2 separate regions of the Homo sapiens genome follow, and region 2 is linked to region 1. The links are chromatin loops, found by intact Hi-C in ENCODE. Cell type or tissue: PC-9. All regions are shown on one strand. Each heading gives the region's core, and the rest is flanking DNA. Links, peaks and the distances in the headings are about the cores only.

Region 1 (5,364 bases), core at 1-5,000:
CAAGTAGCTGGGACCACAGGCGCCCGCCACCACGCCCAGCTAATTTTTTGTATTTTTAGTAGAGACAGAGTTTCACCGTGTTAGCCAGGATGGTCTCGATCTCTTGACCTCGTGATCCGCCCGCCTCAGCCTCCCAAAGTGCTGGGATTACAGGCATGAGCCACGGTGCCGGCCTTTCTTTTCTTTTTTTTTTTTTTTTTGGAGTCTCTGTCAGCCAGCCTGGAGTACAGTGCCATGATCTTAGCTCGCTGTATCCTCCACCTCCCAAGCTCAAGTGATCCTTCTTTCTCAACCTCCTGAGTAGCTGGGACTAAAGGCGCACGCCATCACGTGCCACCATGCCTATTTTTGTATTTTTAGTAGAGACTAAAAATACAAAAAATATAAAATGTGGGCCAGGCTGGTCTTGAACTCCTGACCTCAGGTGATCTACCCACCTCAGCCTCCCAAAGTGCTGGGATTATAGGTGTGAGCCACCGTGCCCGGCCTATACTTCGCCATTTGTCTCTTAACACGGGTGCCCAAGAAGCTGCTGCTTGGGGGGCTGTATTCAATTAACACTTTTAATGTTAACAGGTGTGGACCATCAAGAGATTGTCTCTCCCTGGCTGCCGAATTCTCATTCTTAGAGAGGCAATTTGTTAATTGCTGAACCATCACCTGACATTTCTAGTGGGTCGGGAGAGAGCCCTCTGCTGCCCTGTTGATGCCTAACTACCTGTAACAATCTGATTATTGTAAGTTTTCCTGTATCCAGTATCACCTCCAATATTTATCAAGGAGTTGTGTGAAATACCACCTCACAACCAGATGAAGAATTTTATCACCACCTCCTCCAATTCCTCATGAGGGAGAAGTAGGAATTGCTCTGAGCCTAAGGTAGAAACCGTTCCTGAAATGTTGAAAACCGTCATTGTGAGTAGGTGAGTGGAGTGGTGGAGTAGTGAATCACCTGTACAATGGCACTGTCAAAAGACAAAATTACAACACATTTAGTTTAAAAATCTTAATTGGCTTATTTGGTATTCTAGAATTGAGCAACACTTCATCCCATGAAACAGAATAAGTGGCCCGGCGTGGTGGCTCACGCCTGTAATCCCAGCACTCTGAGAGGCCGAGGCGGGCAGATCACCTGAGGTCAGAAGTTCAAGACCAGCCTGGCCATGGTGAAACCCTGTCTGTACTAAAAATACAAAAAATTAGGTGGGTGTGGCAATGCGAACCTGTAATTCCAGCTACTCGGGAGGCTGAGGCGGGAGAATCGCTTGAACCCGGGAGGCGGAGGTTGCAGTGAGCCGAGATCGTGCCATTGCACTCCAGCCTGGGCAACGAGCGAAACTCGGTCTCAAAAACAAAAACAGAAAAACAGAATAAGTGTTTGGATGAGCCAGCCAAGGCGGGTTTTTTTTTTTTTTTTTAAGAAGGAGTCTCCCTCTGTCGCCCAGGCTGGAGAGCAGTGGCGCTATCTTGGCTCACTGCAACCTCCACCTCCTGGGTTCAAGCAATTCTGCCTCAGCCTCCCAAGTAGCTGGGATTACAGGTATGCGCCACCATGCCTGGCTAATTTTTTGTATTTTTAGTAGAGACGGGGGTTTCACCAGGATGGCCAGGCTGGTCTCGAACTCCTGATCTCGTGATCTGCCCACCTTGGCCTCCCAAAGTGCTGGGATTATAGGTGTGAGCCACTGCACCCGGCCCGCGGTTGGTTTTATGGACAGAAAAAGCTTGGGAAAAGCAGAAACAGAAAACTAAAAGTGGGTTGGTTGTTTCAAAGTTACTTTTTTCTTCTAAAGGTTAAAGCAGAGGGGGTGTCTTCTGGCCGGGCACGGTGGCTCACACTTGTAATCCCAGCACTTTGGGAGGCCGAGGCAGGTGGATTACCTGAGGTCAGGAGTTCAAGACCAGCCTGGCCAACATGGTGAAACCCCCGTCTCTACTAAAAATACAAGAATTAGCCGGGCGTGGTGACACACCCCTGTAATCCCAGTTACTTGGGAGGCTGAGGCAGGAGAAGTGCTTGAGCCCGGGAAGCAGAGGTTGCAGTGAGCCAAGATTGTGCCACTTCACTCCAGCCTGGCCGACAGAGTGAGACTCTGTCTCAAAAAAAAAAAAAAAAAAAAAAAGCAGAGGGGTCTTCCTTATGCTGGCCTGTTTGGTGATGTGGCACTTTTGCATGAGTAACTCCATCTTGGTGTGGTCTCTTGGAGCCTAGTGCTGGAGCTGAGTCCGAACCAATGGACTCCTATTATTTTATTTAATAACAGTTTCTTTTTTCTTTTTTTTTTTTTTTGAGACGGAATCTTGCTCTGTTGCTCAGGCTGGAGTGCAGTGGTGCGATCTCGGCTCACTGCAATCTTCACCTCCTGGGTTCAAGTGATTCTCCCGCCTCAGCCACCCGAGTAGCTGGGACTACAGGCGCGTGCCACCACGCCCGGCTAATTTTTGTATTTTTAGTAGAGACGGGGTTTCACCATGTTGGCCAGGCTGGTCTCAAACTCCTGACCTCAGGTGATCCGCCCGCCTCAGCCTCCTAAAGTGCTGGGATTATAGGCATGAGCCACCGCGCCCGGCCGATAACACAGTTTCATTGTGAAGACAGGCGGCTTGTAGTAGCAAAAATTGAAACCGAAAATGGCGACGTTACACATTCTCCAAATCCCTACTAATTTACATACCTATCAATTTCAGAGGCAATCTCGTGTAACCCTAAAGGAGGTTATCTCTGGAGAGCTTGGAGCAGCTCCAATTCAAGTTCAGAGATCCAGGGAGCCCAGAATGCACAGCGCCGCGGGGGTGCCTCCCGCCAGAAGGCGGCGCTGTGGGATCCCAGCCCGAGCCGTGTCCAGGCACAGGAAAGGCAGAGCGTTCTCAGCATGCCCTGCCTGTGCCCTGGGCAACGGCCGCCGCCGAGCGAGATCCCGGGGTCGCGCAGGGTGGGGCTGGGGCTGAAGGGCGCAGGCCCCGCGTACGGGGGCCGCCCCTGCTTTTCCTCCGCGAGACCAGAGCTTAGACTACGGCAGGACTAGTCCCTGGGGTTCCCCTTCGGGTGTCAGACCCTCTCTGGGCGGTCGCGGGAGGGCTCGGGCTCGCAGGATCTGCAGGTGTTGGGGCTGGGGCAGTGGGGAGTGGTCCGTGGGCCCAAGAGGACGAAGCGGAGTCGGGCGGTTCCGGCTGGGAGGAGGCGCCTCCCCGGGGCTGCCCTGACCTAGTAAAATCTGTGGGGAAGCCCTGGCCGGGGAGCCTTCCCCCAGCTCGCTCCCTGGGGCCTGGACAAAAGGCCGGGAAGGAAACGCAGCCCTGGGCTCTGCGGTCTTTGGAACAGAGACTGCGACTTTTCATCTTCGTTTCCCACCTAGTGTGGGGCCCCCGTGGGTGCTGTACAAATGCTGTGGAATCAAAGAATCAGTGGAGGAGTCCCGCACGCACCCATTGATTTTACTCAGTCCAGAGTTTCCGGAGAGTGCCTGCTTCCCTAAGCGCAGCTTGTGGGCGGAGACTCTGCTGGATGAGGTGCAGATTGGGAGAAAGAACAGGAAATTACGGGTGAGAAAAGAAAAGGATTCCCATAAAGGGCACATGTGAAAGTACAATGCTGAATTGCAATATTAGGCACTTCCATTTTCTTTTTATTTATTTATTTAAGACGGAGTCTCGCTCTGTCACCCAGGCTGGAGTGCAGTGGTGCCATGTCAGCCGACTGCAACCTCCGCCTCCCGGGTTCAAGCGATTCTCGTGCCTCAGCTTCCCAAGCAGCTGGGATTACAGGCGTGCGCCACCACGCCCGGCTAGTGTGTGTGTGTGTGTGTGTGTGTGTGTGTGTGTAGCTGGGATTACAGGCGTGCGCCACCCCCCCCCCCCCCCGGCGAGTGTGTGTGTGTGTGAGTGAGACGGAGTATCACTCAGTTGCCCAGGCTGGAGTGCAGTGGCGCGATCTCGGCTCACTGCAACCTCCGCCTCTCAGGTTCAAGTGATTCTCCTGCCTCAGCCTCCTGAGTTGCTGGGACTACAGGCACGCACCACCATGTCCGGCTAAGCTTTGTATTTTTAGTAGAGACTGAGTTTCACCATATTGGCCAGGCTGGTCTCGAACTCCTGACCACGTGCCCGCCTGCCTTGGCCTCCCAAAGTGCTGGGATTACAGGCGTGGTATTATTAATGTTAATGGTGTTGCGTCTCTGGGGTAGTGACTGCCTAGTCAAGCTTCTATTCTGTTTTCTAATTACTAGGAAACTAAAGGGCATTTTCCTTATTTGCTTTGTCACCTTCTAGGGAAAGTGATGTTTTGCTTTTCTGGTGCAAAATGTTTTGAAGAAGATAATTTCTCATAGCTGTATTGGAGCAAACTGTCACTTTAAATTTTATTTTGGTGAAATGGTACCAATTATGGCCGGGCGCGGTGGCTCACGCCTGTAATCCCAGCACTTTGGGAGGCCGAGGCAGGAGGATCACGAGGTCAGGAGATCGAGACCATCCTGGCTAACACGGTGAAACTCCGTCTCCACTAAAAAATACAAAAAAAAAAAAATTAGCCGGGCGTGGTGGTGGGCGCCTGTAGTCCCAGCTACTCGGGAGGCTGAGGCAAGAGAATGGCGTGAACCTGGGGGGCGGAGCTTGCAGTGAGCCGAGATAGCGCCACTGCACTCCAGCCTTGGGGGCAGAGGCAGACTCCGTCTCAAAAAAAAGAAAAACAAACAAACAAAAAAAAGAAATGGTACCAATTATGGAAGTCTGCAGATGTAACTATTTTTTGCTTATAAACACAGGTGTTTTTGGTGTTTTTAACATCTCAAAATGTTGAAGACAGTTCAATGTGTACTTTATCACGCAGTACTATAACATTATATGACTGTATAGTAGGCTAGGTGCTTACAGAACTATGTCCTATGGTAATTGCTCAAATGTTCATTTAATTGAATCAAATTATTTCAGATTGTGTTTCTCCAGTTACAAATAAGTGTCTGCAGAAGTTCCAATGATTGACTTCTCTATGAGTCTCCCCAAACTATTCCTGTAAAACAAGGGCCTATGTATTCAATATTCCACCTCTGTCAGGGTATAAATCTGCTTTGTTTGCAGCACTGGTTAACTTTTGAAAAGAGGAACAGCAAAATCATCACAAGTCTATTCCTGGAATTATGTCACTAAAGCCTAAGTCAATTCACATGATGAATATTCTGCCTTCTCAAGATTTGTGTCCTAACTCCTTCCCCAATATAACAAAGGTAGAAGGGCTTTTAAACATTACTGATGAGGACAGGTGTGAAGCCACCCTGAGACAAAAGGAAATGTGTTTGGGGTTCCAAGTGGCAATGACCTTTGACGACATGGCCATCTGTTTTTCAATACAGGAGTAGGAGAATCTGG
Region 2 (5,369 bases), core at 120-5,119, 60 kb after region 1:
ACACAATTTTTGGTGGTGACTTTTTTTCTTTTCTTTTTCTTTTTTTTTTTTCTTTTTAAAGACAGTCTCACTCTGTCGCCCAGGCTGAAAGTACACAGTGGCGTGATCTCGGCTCACTACAACGTCCACCTCACCTCCCCAGTTCAAGCAATTCTTGCGCCTCAGCCTCCCAAGTAGTTGGGACTACAGGCTTGCATCACCACACCCGGCTAATGTTTGTGTTTTTAGTAGAGACAGGGATTCACCATGTTGGCCAGGCTGGTCTCAAACTCCTAACCTCAAGTGATCCACCTGCCTGGGCTTCCCAAAGTGTGCTGGGATTACAGGCGTGAGCCACCGCGCCCAGCCTACAGTGGTCATTTTCAGAACATTTGCTTTGGCTGATGTGGGTAACGAATTAAATCTCAGACATTTAGGCAATTTTCAAAATTACATCTTATTCTGTTAACGTTTCAGCTAACAACCTGAGAGAAGATTACAAATTTCACCACACTTTCAGCACAGAAATAGCAAAGTTCTTGAAAGTCTCCCAGGGGCAGTTGGTTGTAATGCAGCCTGAGAAATTCCAGTCCAAGTATGAGCCCCGGAGCCACATGATGGACGTCCAGGTAAGCGGGCCCCTCTGCCATGCCAGCCCTGGACACCCCGCAGGCATGAGGACTCTGCTTTGAGCCACCTCTGAGGTTTCAAACGTGGAGGTTTCGCTCTTGTCTGCAGGGTCTGGAACTCCTTTTCCAGCCCGTTCTCCCCACCCCACAGGTTTTCTGCAGGCGGCCTGTGGTCTCTCTTTGCCGGAGGGACAGGGCTGGGGCTCCCGCACACCTGGCAGGTCCTGGGGCTGGGCAGAGCTCCACTTGGTTTTGCCAGAACAGTTGCTGCCACCCTTTGTCCCTCCTGGCAGGCAATCACCAGTCTCCCTCCAGTGCCTGTTCCACTGTGGGTTTGGCCTGGGCCAGCACATGGTGCTCCGTTGAGGCCAAGTCGTGTTTGTTCGGGCAGCTCCAGCTGGGGGCTACAGAGGGACAGCATCCCTGTCTGTTCACCAGAGGGAGCTGTTGACCTTGGTGGGTGGATTTTGCCTTTCTTTCCATTACTGCACCCCTGCACTTCATCCTCCTAGAGTGTGACACACTCAGCCCTAGAGGGGCAGTGGGAGTTCCCAGCCCAAGGGGAACCTGGGGCCAGTTCAGCCTTCTGAGTGCTTTAGAAGGGGCCCTGCACTTCGGTGAGTAGATCTCAGATTTGGAAGGATCTTAGATGTCGAGTTTGAAGCTTTGGTTTAACAGAGATTGGGCTGCAGAGAAGTGAGCTCTACCCCCCACCCCAGACCCCACAGCTCCTGGTGGGAAGCAGAGCTGAGATTGGGGTGAAGGGGCCTTTCCAGGTCCTACTGGCCCATAGTGTCAGGACCCTGGCTGTTTGGGCTGTGGGCTCTCATGGGACCTGGAGCAGGGGGTGTGACAGGACAGGAATCCCGGGGGCCTGCACCAGAACATGGCAGTACCTTGGAGAGAACCACCCTGAATCTTTCTGGTCCCCATGTCCTCTGTTTCCTTCCTCAGTTTTTAGTCCTGTCCCTCTTTCTCAAGGTCTGTGTGTCCATCCCATCTGTTTCTCTGCCAACTTGAAGCTCAGGGCAACTCTCCTCTTCCCTGGACTCATAGTGGCTGCTGCGACCCCTCCCCCCAGCTTCACTTCCTTCCATCCAGAGATAAGATCCTGGGCCCAAAGAGGGGTCCTGATGAGCTTGGGGGGCCATTGATCCCGAGAATCGGACACAGCTCTGTGTGTGAGTGCATATTCCAGGAAAGGGGTCTGTAGCTTTCAGTAGACGCTTCAAGATCTATGCAGTCTTGTCTGTTGGGCACATTGCTGCTGCTCCCAGTTCTTCTGGCGTTTCCCTGCTGAGTGAAGTGCACGCAGCGCCATGTCATGGTTAAAGACTCCACGGCCTCCTGCCACCTGGGAGATAGTTGGATTATCTGTGCCTTAGCATGGCCTCCCAGGCCCTCCTTACCCACCTTTTCAGCACATCCCACCCTCCAGTGCTGTCACGCCAGATCCTGTTTGTGCCTCGTGCCCTGCCTCAGTCTCTGCTGCCTCCCTGAGTGCCTTCTGCTCCCTTCTCACCAGCGGGGCCCTCTTGTCCTTCAGTGCCACACAAGGACCCCTCCCTGAGTATCCCATCCCCACGGAAACCCTTGGGCTCACAGGCCCACCCACCACTTGCTGGCTGCGCAGCCTTGGGCAGGTGGCTGACCTTGCTCTGCCCACCCCTGGAGGGCGATGTCTGTGAGGGACTCCAGTCGTTGTGAAGTGTGAGCCCTCAGGACCTCCTGCGTGAAGACCGCACAAGCTGAAGGTGGAAAGTTCCACACAGCCCAGCCCGTGATAACCCTTCCTGTCTGCCAAGAGCCAGGCCTACCTTGAGTGGTCTCTTTGTGGGGTTAGTGAGCCTACACCCCCAAGGAAAGGGCCAAGGTGTTTGCCTTTTCCCAAGAAGCCACCTACGGTTCACTGGAGGGAAAGGAGCCCCAAAAGACGGTAGGGAATGACTGGGCTGTGCTTGAGTGGGGTCGAGCCCTGGGGTGTTTTGCCTCCTAAGACTGATCCCCTTCAAAGTCGCCACTCCCCCAAAGTCCCTCAAACATTGTACTCAAGAACAATGGTGGGGAGATGGTGGGCCCCCTCACCTGTTCCCTCTTTGAAGCAGGGCTCCACCCAGGACTCGGCCATCAAGGACTTCGTGCTGAAGTACGCCCTGCCCCTGGTTGGCCACCGCAAGGTGTCAAACGATGCTAAGCGCTACACCAGGCGCCCCCTGGTGGTCGTCTACTACAGTGTGGACTTCAGCTTTGATTACAGAGCTGGTGAGGGACCCCCACCAAGACCTGCGGGGGTGGGGGGTGGGGGGACTCGTTCTTTCAGGCAAGGTGGAGTGTTGAGGGGAGGTGTGGCTGTATGTACATGGCTCACTCAGAAATCCCAGCCTGGGGCCCTTGCACGTTGGTGGCTCAGGTATATTTTTTAATTGATGGCTTCCCTTTTTAGCAGGATGGGAGCTTAGATTCAGGTGCAGAACCCTCTTAGAGTTGACGTAGCTGAGACTTGGAGGAGTTCAGAGGCTGCAGAGCTGGGACTAGACCAGCCCTGGCCCCAGGCAGGCGTGGCCGTGCCACCTGGGCACAGGTCTTAAGGGCCTGTTGGGCTTGCAGCTGTGGCCCCCGTGACAAGTGGGGCTTTTCCAGAAACATGTTTCCCTCCAATTGAGGTAAATCCAGGGTTTGAGCATTGTCAGAATATTAGCGACAGGACCTGAAGCCTGACCTCAGAGTCTGAGCTGGGACTTGCTCTGTGTGGCCGCCTGGCTTATGGCCCTTGGTCCCTTTCAGCAACTCAGTTTTGGCGGAGCAAAGTCCTAGAGGTGGCCAAGGACTTCCCTGAGTACACCTTTGCCATTGCGGACGAAGAGGACTATGCTGGGGAGGTGAAGGACCTGGGGCTCAGCGAGAGTGGGGAGGATGTCAATGCCGCCATCCTGGACGAGAGTGGGAAGAAGTTCGCCATGGAGCCAGAGGAGTTTGACTCTGACACCCTCCGCGAGTTTGTCACTGCTTTCAAAAAAGGTGAGCCCGTGGCTGGGGCTGGGGTCTCCCATCAGCTGCTGTGCTCCTCGTGCGGAATCCAGACAGGCCAGGGGCGTCTGGTGCTCTGGCCACGGGCACGACACCCCCTTAAGTCAGCCAGCAGTCCTCTCTCACCCCCGAGGGACTCTGACTTCTCGTCCAGAGAAATGTCGGGTGTGACCCCAAACTCCAAGGCACCAGAATAGCTTAGAAGAAGGATTTGCAAGTGTTACTATTTTCTTCTTGGCAGTTCTCCCAGTGTTTACTTTGAAAGCAAAAGCAAGATTCGGAGTCCATCTCAGGGCTTACCTAGCATCACTCAGCGGCCTTAGCACATTTCCAGCGCTGATGTGCTAAAATTCCAGACTAGGGCCGGGGTGTGCAGAGGGGGCATCTGAAGATGGAGCCCAGACAGGGCAAAGTCTGGGTGTGCTGAACACCCCTTGTGGCTTCAGAGCCTGACTCAGAGCCTCTTCACCCTCGGCCACCTTGCTGTACAGCTTTAAACAGAGCCTGTTGATCTTGGCTGAGCACATGGCCCCAGGCCCCCAGCGCTGGCCACATTTTGTGGGCAGGCCATGCTGTTCCGATGTCTGTGGGTTGTCCTGGCACCTCCCCCCCATGGCTCCCGGGCCCTCAGTGCCAGTGCTTACGGGAACTCCTCTGCCTGGGCAGTGACTCTTGTGATGGCCTCTCTGACAGGACCCGATGGCCCATTAGGTCTGGGCTGGAGCCACCTGCAACCTCTCTGGCCTTTGCAAGGACAGAGAGTAGAGAGTAGCAGCTACTACTTTCTACAGTAGTGGGCTCTTCCTGTGTGACTGGCCCGTCTGGTGGCCACACCAACCTCACTGCCTGGTCCAGAGAGAGCCCCCAGAATCTTTGGCCTTTGCAGCACTGACGCCCCCTCCCGCCTTGCTTTCCTTGGCAGGAAAACTGAAGCCAGTCATCAAATCCCAGCCAGTGCCCAAGAACAACAAGGGACCCGTCAAGGTCGTGGTGGGAAAGACCTTTGACTCCATTGTGATGGACCCCAAGAAGGACGTCCTCATCGAGTTCTACGCGCCATGGTGCGGGCACTGCAAGCAGCTAGAGCCCGTGTACAACAGCCTGGCCAAGAAGTACAAGGGCCAAAAGGGCCTGGTCATCGCCAAGATGGACGCCACTGCCAACGACGTCCCCAGCGACCGCTATAAGGTGGAGGGCTTCCCCACCATCTACTTCGCCCCCAGTGGGGACAAAAAGAACCCAGTTAAATTTGAGGGTGGAGACAGAGATCTGGAGCATTTGAGCAAGTTTATAGAAGAACATGCCACAAAACTGAGCAGGACCAAGGAAGAGCTTTGAAGGCCTGAGGTCTGCGGAAGGTGGGAGGAGGCAGACGCCCTGCGTGGCCCATGGTCGGGGCGTCCACGCCGAGGCCGGCAACAAACGACAGTATCTCGGATTCCTTTTTTTTTTTTTTTAATTTTTTATACTTTGGTGTTTCACTTCATGCTCTGAATACTGAATAACCATGAATGACTGAATAGTTTAGTCCAGATTTTTACAGAGGATACATCTATTTTTATCATTATTTGGGGTTTGAAAAATTTTTTTTTACACCTTCTAATTTCTTTATTTCTCAAAGCAGATAATTCTTCTGTGTGAAAATGTTTTCTTTTTTTAATTTAAGGTTTAAAATTCCTTTTCCAAATCATGTTGATTTTGCTCTTTGCTTTTTCGTTGTCTGAGAAATTGTTG

Evidence for each region. Peaks named below come from ENCODE experiments on the same cell type or tissue, not always from the same donor. Only the 100,000 strongest peaks of a DNase experiment are listed, where the experiment ranks them.
Region 2: it touches region 1 in a loop (4-fold over the local background); 87 of 110 quality-filtered maps call a loop at or near these places.

Annotation. Positions count from the first base shown.
Region 1 is chr7:149,063,420-149,068,783 of GRCh38, reverse strand. No RefSeq gene overlaps it. Among named protein-coding and RNA genes, the nearest start is that of ZNF786, 25 kb to the left of the region's middle. RefSeq lists a silencer at 2,878-3,107 and an enhancer at 2,597-3,479. In PC-9, for the core only: CTCF peaks have their summits at 699 (motif pointing left) and 2,783 (motif pointing right); DNase peaks (open chromatin) are centred at 2,803 and 3,513; H3K4me3 peaks cover 1,638 bases; H3K27ac peaks cover 1,545 bases.
Region 2 is chr7:149,003,398-149,008,766 of GRCh38, reverse strand. It overlaps PDIA4 (protein disulfide isomerase family A member 4), which reads left to right. Exons shown (of 10, transcript NM_004911.5): 7 at 457-608; 8 at 2,714-2,870; 9 at 3,393-3,626; 10 at 4,558-5,369. The coding sequence ends at 4,973. Among named protein-coding and RNA genes, the nearest start is that of GHET1, 19 kb to the right of the region's middle. In PC-9, for the core only: CTCF peaks have their summits at 1,056 (motif pointing right), 2,611 and 2,811 (motif pointing left); no DNase peak of the experiment used is centred there.